2 separate regions of the Mus musculus genome follow, and region 1 is linked to region 2. The links are chromatin contacts, found by Hi-C in ENCODE. All regions are on one chromosome and are shown on one strand. Each heading gives the region's core, a stretch centred on a gene start or an enhancer-like site at or near the end of the contact. The rest is flanking DNA. Distances are from core to core; before and after follow the strand shown. Region 1 holds the start of 2210011K15Rik (a long non-coding RNA gene). Region 2 overlaps Celrr (cerebellum expressed regulatory RNA).

The links. Hi-C counts contacts between places; a loop is a spot of excess contacts on that map.
Region 1: a loop to region 2 is called in a map of T-helper 1 cell, with 2.7 times the contacts of the local background. The contact joins the promoter of 2210011K15Rik here to the enhancer-like site in region 2. A Hi-C loop is called at or near these places in 1 of 37 maps with a recorded cell type or tissue (T-helper 1 cell).

What each region holds. Positions count from the first base shown.
Region 1 is chr1:121,358,000-121,361,889 of GRCm38, forward strand. It overlaps 2210011K15Rik (a long non-coding RNA gene), which reads right to left and starts at 2,072. Exons shown (of 3, transcript XR_003947976.1): 1 at 2,023-2,072; 2 at 1,813-1,918.
Region 2 is chr1:121,095,000-121,098,773 of GRCm38, forward strand. The region is part of intron 1 of Celrr (cerebellum expressed regulatory RNA); the gene reads left to right. Among named protein-coding and RNA genes, the nearest start is that of Celrr, 9.5 kb to the left of the region's middle. Within about 2 kb of position 1,577, at least 1 of the 3 ENCODE cell types and tissues checked has a DNase peak (open chromatin) inside an H3K27ac peak, as active enhancers do.

The DNA.
Region 1 (3,890 bases), core at 822-3,321, 260 kb after region 2:
CAGGGATCCATCAGTCTCTGCTTGACCTTTTCCCTGGAAACATAGTGAGGTTACTGATGCATGCCTCTGCAGGGGCACACACACACACACACACACAGAGAGAGAGAGAGAGAGAGAGAGAGAGAGAGAGACAGAGACAGAGACAGAGACAGATGTCTGTGTGTATATCTGTGAATGCTGAGTATCTGAACTTTGAATTCAGGTCTTCATACTTACTAGAAAAGTTCTGTATCAATGAAGCAATCTCTCCAGCACAGGCTTGAAGGTTTTATAGCCAAGGACCACTTCCTAGAAACCCAGTAAAGATGCAGTGTGGCCAGCTCCTCCTGCTGCCCCTGCTGCCCCTCCTTCTGTCCCTCCTGCCCTTGCTGACACTCTTGCCCATCCTGCCCATCCTGCCCCTCCTGCCCCTCCCGCCCCTGCTGCCCCTCCTGCCCCTCCCGCCCTTGCTGTCCCTCCTGCCCCTGTTGCACCTCCTGCCCCTGCTGCCCCTCCTGCCCCTGCTTCCCCTCCTGCCCCTCCCGCCCTTGCTTTCCCTCCCGCCCCTGCTGCCCCTCCTGCTGCCCCTCCTGCTGCCCCTTCCGCCCCTGCTGTCCCTCCTTCCCCTCCTGCCCCTCCCGCCTTTGCTGCCCTTGCTGCCCCTCCTGCCCCTGCTGCCCCAGCTGCCCCTCCTGTCCCTCCTGCCCCTGCTGCCCCTCCTGCCCCTCCCGCCCTTGCTGCCCTTGCTGCCCCTCCTGCCCCTCCTGCCCCTGCTGCCCCTCCCGCAACTGCTGCCCCTGCTGCCCCTCCTGCCCCTCCCGCCCTTGCTGCCCTTGCTGTCCCTCCCGTCCCTCCCGCACCTGCTGCCCCTCCTGCCCCTCCTGCCCCTCCTGCCCCTGCTGCCCCTCCCGCCCTTGTTGCCCCTCCTGCCCCTGCTGCCCCCCTGCTGCCCCTCCCGCCCCTGCTGTCCCTCCTGCCCCTCCTGCCCCTCCCGCCCTTGCTGCCCTTGCTGCCCCTCCTGCCCCTGCTGCCCCAGCTGCCCCTCCTGTCCCTCCTGCCCCTGCTGCCCCTCCTGTCCCTCCTGCCCCAGCTGCCCCTCCTGTCCCTCCTGCCCCTGCTGCCCCTCCTGCCCCTCCCGCCCTTGCTGCCCTTGCTGCCCCTCCTGCCCCTCCTGCCCCTGCTGCCCCTCCCGCAACTGCTGCCCCTGCTGCCCCTCCTGCCCCTCCCGCCCTTGCTGCCCTTGCTGTCCCTCCCGTCCCTCCCGCACCTGCTGCCCCTCCTGCCCCTCCTGCCCCTCCTGCCCCTGCTGCCCCTCCCGCCCTTGTTGCCCCTCCTGCTGCCCCTGTTGCCCCTGATGCCCCTGATGCCCCTCCCACCCCTGCTGCCCCTTCTGCCCCTCCTGCCCTTGCTGCCCCTCCAGCCCCTGATGCCCCTCCTGCCCCTCCTGCACCTCCTGATCCTCCTGCCCTTGCTGCCCCTCCTGCCCCTGCTGCCACTCCTGCTACTCCTGCCCCTCCCGCCCTTGCTGCCCCTCCATCTTCCCCTCCTGCCCCTGCTGCCCCTGCTGCCCCTGCCACCCCTTCTGCTGCCACTGCTCCTCGGAGTTGCTTCTGGTTGGGTGTGGCTGCAGAGGCGAGCAGAATGACCAGCACAAGTCTCAGCCTTCAATCGTTCGCGTTAGATCGTGCTGATGAAAATATCACGTCTAAGGCTCGTCTTCTTACGTCTGAAGAACAGTTAACATTTACTGATTTCATTGTAGGGGAATGCAGAGGTTCCATACTGTGTGTGACCGTCCAACGACATTATGTCAGAGTCAGTGCTCTCACTTACCATCTAGGTCCCAAGGATCAAGCTCGGTCCACCGGCCCGGCAGCCAGCACCTCTACTGGATGAGCAGTCTCCTCAGCCCTTCAGCTTCTGGCATTGGAGCCACACCCTAGAGGAAAGCAAACCCAGAGCTCGGGAGTTAGGCCCTTGCATTTCTTTTATCTCAGATGTGAATTTACAGACTTAGAAATCAGATGCGAGGAAGCTACCAACACTCATCGTCTTTGGACTCTGCCAGGCATTGTCATGGTTCGGCCTCCATGATACAGGAGTGTTGGGAGTTCTGCAAAACCAGCTGGGGTGAACTTTCTTTATCTCGGAAACCATATAAGCAAGCTGGTCTAGTAAGTGCAACAGGGCAAGGCATGGCGCCATAGCAGGAAAGGGCTCTGCAGTCTTTTTTTTTTTTTTTTTTTTTGTCACTGCAATAAAATTCCATGATCAGAGTAACTTTATAGGAGTAAAAAAGTGCGTATTTTGGCTTACAGTCCCATTGGGAGAGTCCATAATGGAGGTAGAGGCAGTAAATAGCCAGAGAATGAAGCTGAGGGAGTGTGTATCCATCCACATGCAAGACCCAGGCAGAGAAAACCATCAGGAAGGCTTGGCTTATAAACTTCCACCTTAAGACTCAGACTCACACACATGCACACACACACACTCATACACACACACACACACTCACTCTCACACACACTCACACACACACACATGCACACACTCACACACTCACACACACACACAGTCATACGCACACACTATTGACTTGTGTGCAAAGCTGTCTGTACTCTTAGTGATGTTCTTAATGCTAAGAATCTCCGTGAGGGACATTCACCCCTGGCAGGGGAATAACAGACCACAGACACAATTTCGTATCAGCCCAGCCTGATGAGCCAATGAGCTCACTCCTGGTGAATCCGTGAGTCAGAGGCTGCTGACAGGAGCAGGAGGGATGACGCATGGCAATAGCATCTCTGGAGTTCCTCTCCCCATCTCCCTTTTACTTCCTATATACTCTATTGCTTCTCCCAGACCAGGTGACAGGTGAGGGTGGTGGGTAGGATCTTGGATGAAAGTCTAGGAACCCTCTCTCCTCCACCTATGAACCATGAGTGAATGTTGCTAGTCTCAGCACATGACTATGCTCTAGCTATCTGCATGTTTATTGTCTTTCTTATTCCCCTGTCTAGACTGGAAGCAGAGCAAGGTCCCCTGTAGTTCCTATAGCAATCTTGTCTCTATGAGGACTATAACCATGTGATGCTCAAAAGAAATAACTACATCATAATAATCTCCAAAGCTTTCTTTTTCATACTATAAAACATAAAGCTGTAGTATGAATTTTATGCCAAATGTAGTGTAAATATCCCTTGGGGATAGAACACAAAGTCCAAAAACAACAAGTAGGGAAAAGATCCCATCTAAATCGCCAGCAGGAACATGCCTACGGCTGCTCTGTTGAGAACACCAGCAGATTTGCCTCAGATTAAAAGCACAATTGCACTCAGTCATCACCAGAGAAGCTTTCTTCTGCAGCAGATGGGAACAAACATAACAATGTCAATATAACAAATATAAGGAATATAACAAATATAACAAATGGGAACATTGTCACAGCCAGACAATGTGCAGAGAGGAAGAGACCTTTGAATGCTCAGCCCTAAATGGGATGTCTCCATCAAATCCCTCCCCTCAGTATTCAGGGAGCCCCTCAGAAGAGGTGGTAGAAAGTCTGTAACAGCCACAGGGGATGGAGAATTAGAGGAACCAAAGTAAAAGCTGGGCGTGGTGGGACACACCTTTAATCCCAGCACTCGGGAGGCAGAGGAGGCAGATTTCTGAGTTTGAGGCCAGTCTGGTCTACAGAATGAGTTCCAGGACAGCCAGGGCTATGCAGAGAAACCCTGTCTCGAAAAACCAAAAGAAGAAGAAGAAGAAGAAGAAGAAGAAGAAGAAGAAGAAGAAGAGGAGGAGGAGGAGGAGGAGGAGGAGGAGGAGGAGGAGGAGGAGGAGGAGGAGGAGGAGGAGGAGGAGGAGGAGGAGGAGGAGGAAGAAAAACCAAAGCCCTCTAAGTCACCCCA
Region 2 (3,774 bases), core at 327-2,826:
GCTAGGCCATCTTACCTGCCCTTCTACAATCTCATATGGAACACATCCTATATGTAATAAGATAAAAACCATGAGCAGATGGGAAGAGAAAGGGGTCATTTACCTGAGAATCTGATTGAAGCCTCTACCAGCTGAGAATCAACAGTTCTAACAATTAACAACATTTTCTTAAAGCCTTTCTCCTTTCCCAGTTATAGATCTATAACTTTCTAGAAATCTTATTAGAAACCCCTTCTGCAACCCTTGTGGCTCTTGGTTTTATCAGACTGATAGATACCTCACCCAAGGTACCTCCCTATACTCTCACTTTCAAAGAGAGAAAAGGCAAGAAGGACAGGTGTTTCTTAGCAGCCCATTTGACACATCGTCTGAAGGTCATGCAAATGTGCCTAACCCTAAGGCACTTCATTGTGACTCTCCTTTGAGAATCCTGTACCACACTTGGATGTGCCTTATTCTTTCCCTTAACCCTTGTGCTTAAAACATGTGTTTCTGTTTTGTTCTCTTTTAAAATAAGCTGTGCCTCTCTCATTGAGAATCCCACACCCATGCTCCAAGGTTGGCTTTGGTCTTTCATTGGACCCCATCTTCCTATTTTTAATAAGCTCTTATCCAACTTTATAATGGCTCGTTCTGAAATGCTTTTCTGGAAGCCAAAGATCCAGTTTTACCTAAGAAACTGTCCCTAAGAGAATAAAGGAAGCCCACCTGTACTGAAGCGGGCTCCAAGGTGGAGTCGTGCTTCTTCATGAAGCTGCAGAAACACTACCGTGTACTGTACAGCCTAGACTACGGTATGCACAGTCTCTAAGAAAACGGGAAGGACAAAGGCCTCTCTAAAGAGAAAGGTAAAGGACTTGGAACTCTCAGGGGTGTTGAGCCTTGTTGAGCCATGCAGCCAAGGCATTGCAGTCACATAGAGGCCTGTACAGACCCATGGCCCTGTGGGCAGGCCCCACCATTAAAGTCATTCTTCATCCCAGCTTCTTCAACACAGGGTCTCTCTTCTCTCCAACTTTAGTCATCTTTCCCTTGAGCCCCAAAAGAGTACTTAAGGCTAAGAAGGAAGCTCTCATTATCTCGGCCCTGGGTAGACAGCACCATGCCTTTTGAGAGCACATAGCTTTCTCCTCCGTGGTAGAAAATGCTGAGGTTGAAGCAAGGAGTTCACCAATGACAGGCCCCAAGTCAACTTTAACTGGATACCCCTGGCAGGATAAAATGTTTTTGTTGTAATATTGTTACCATAAAAGGTACTGTAGTATTTAAAAACTAGCATCGATCCTTCAGTGAGTGTCAGAAATCCTCATGGGATTTGAAACCCTGACCACAGAGGGCATGGCAGGATGCTATCTATCCTTCCGTTTCCTAGGCCACCCACAGGAAAAGGGCTCGAGGTCCCACCAGTGTCAAAGAGAGATACTAGAATCCCCTAGTGTCACCCGAAGAACTGAAGAAAAACTGTTGGAGCTAAGGAATTGAAATAGGAAGGGAGATCACCCTCTTACTTTTATTAGGCCTTGTTCAGAATCAATATAAGCCCCAGGGCCCAGGATGCTTCACACTGAAAGGGAATACAGCCCTTCCCTCCTAAAAGGAAATCAGGCCCCTTAAGTAAAACAGATGTTAGCACTGAGCTCCCAGCCGGCTCTGGCTTCCACTCGCCCCAGCTCATCCTCAACAGCACAGAGAAACTGTCTCCCAGAAACCCACGAGTTCCGGTCTGGTTGGAGAATTGTGAGCCTTGTCTCTTTCCTTAGCTCACTGAAGTTTTCCTTTCTGTTTACCAGGAAGAGAGCTAGGGGGGCTGGGGGGGGGGGGGTGTGGAGGGAGGAGGGGAGGAGGCAGCCAGACTGTTCGCAGAGGATTTGGAGATACAGTGGAGACTGAATGGAGAAGATTTTCATTTCCTGTGTTATGCGGCGCAAATAATATCAGTATGAAAAACCTGGCAGGGAGATGGGAGATAGCAGTTTTTACATTGATAAGTATTTGTTCATTTCCTAACAACAAAAAGAAATAGAAATCTCTCCAGAAATTAAATAGCCTGGCTTGTTGGAGCAGTTTTTTTGTGGGGCTGCTGCGTGCGGGGCTGGCTCCCTTTCTGGGCCCCCGCGCAGATAATCGAGGTTAGGCTATCACCTGGGATCACGCGGGCTGTGGGGGCCCAGCTCGCAGGGCCCAAGTCTCCTACTTTTTTTTTTTTTTTTTCTGTCACTTATTTTCTCGGCGGGCCCGATTTGCATTTTAATGGAAGTAGTTTATAGACTTCTCTGCAGCCTTTGCCGAGCCACAAGTGGCATCATTAAGTGAGCTAAGCCGGATTAATGCCGATAGTAAAGTCAGATAATACAATAACAGCGGCCTCCATTCCATTTGCATTAGGTGAGGAACGCCGGGCTGCCTGGTGCCTAGCGATAATTTGTAAGCGCGATATGTTGTACTTGAGAGGATAAGATTAAATTTAGTGGGTTTAACTGTCATCCCGGTAAGTCAATTACTTCATCTTTTCAGCCTTTGAATTTCTTTTATAAATAAAATAAATGGAATATTGAGCTGCTCCCGCAGCCATTTCGAGCTCCCATGAAGAATTACACAGGCTGGGCCAAATAAATAAATAAATAAAAAGGCTTCGGATTGAGCTCCATAAACAAAATATAAACTCCATTCAGGTGCCGACGTGGCGGCAGCCCCGAAATATTGTCCGTCTCTCATATCACAAGCATGACGGATTCCATTGTGGCTTCAGTTTTTCCATAATAGGAAATATTTATGTCGCGCCTGGGTCTTTTCTATCCCTATCCTCCCATTGTAGGAGGCAAACACAAGCAGACACAGCCATGGGCTTCCTACCTACCCCTCCTTCCCTCCCCTGCCTTCTCTTGCCCCAGTGCTAAGTATTTAGTGATCTAGAGGATAGGAAGGAAGCCCCATGACCCAGGGACTTGCATCCAATTTCCAGGGTGCCTCAAATAAACGGGTACAACTTCCTTCTGATCTTCTTCTTCCGGACCATGGACTAGGGCCCTGGAGATGGATTTTCTGCTAAAGAGTTGAGCTAGGGAAATCTTGATAGGTTCTCACAGCAGAGATGCTGGGAGTAGGGATGAGGCTATGGGACAACAAAGAGAAAAAGAACTGTCAAAAGGTAGGAGGAAGAAAGGAAGGAAGGGAAAGAGCGGGAAAAGAGAAACGAAAGAAGGATAGGAGGGAAGGAACAGAAAGAAGGCAGGGAGAGAAAGTACGGGGGTCGGGGGCACAGAGACAGGAAGGAAAGGAGAAAGGGACAGAGAAAGGAAGGAAGAAACAGAAAGAGAAGAACCAAGCATTCGAAGCCTGCTGGCAGTTACCAATCAATAAGAGCCATCTTTAAGACATGCAGATCTATTGGCCTCCTAGTACACTAACAGACATGCTCACTAAAAACACAAAACAAGACACAACAAAAATAAGTACATAAATAAGCAAGTAGATGACAAGCTAGAGAGTCATAGGGCAGAATCTGTGTGGGGCCCCTATATACTGGTGACTACAGAAATGTAGCCCAGGTTGGCCTCCAATTTGATATGCAGCCAAGGGTTGACTGTGGATTTCTGATCCTCCTCCCTCTACTTCCCACAATACTGTTAAAGCACTGATGATAATATAGTCTGTATTTAAAGTATTGTCTGTTACACTGTGTGTTATGTGCACACACGCGCATTCGGGTGTGCTCATGCACATGGAGGGCAGAAGGGGGTGTCAGATGTCTTCTATCTCTCTTTAACCTCATGT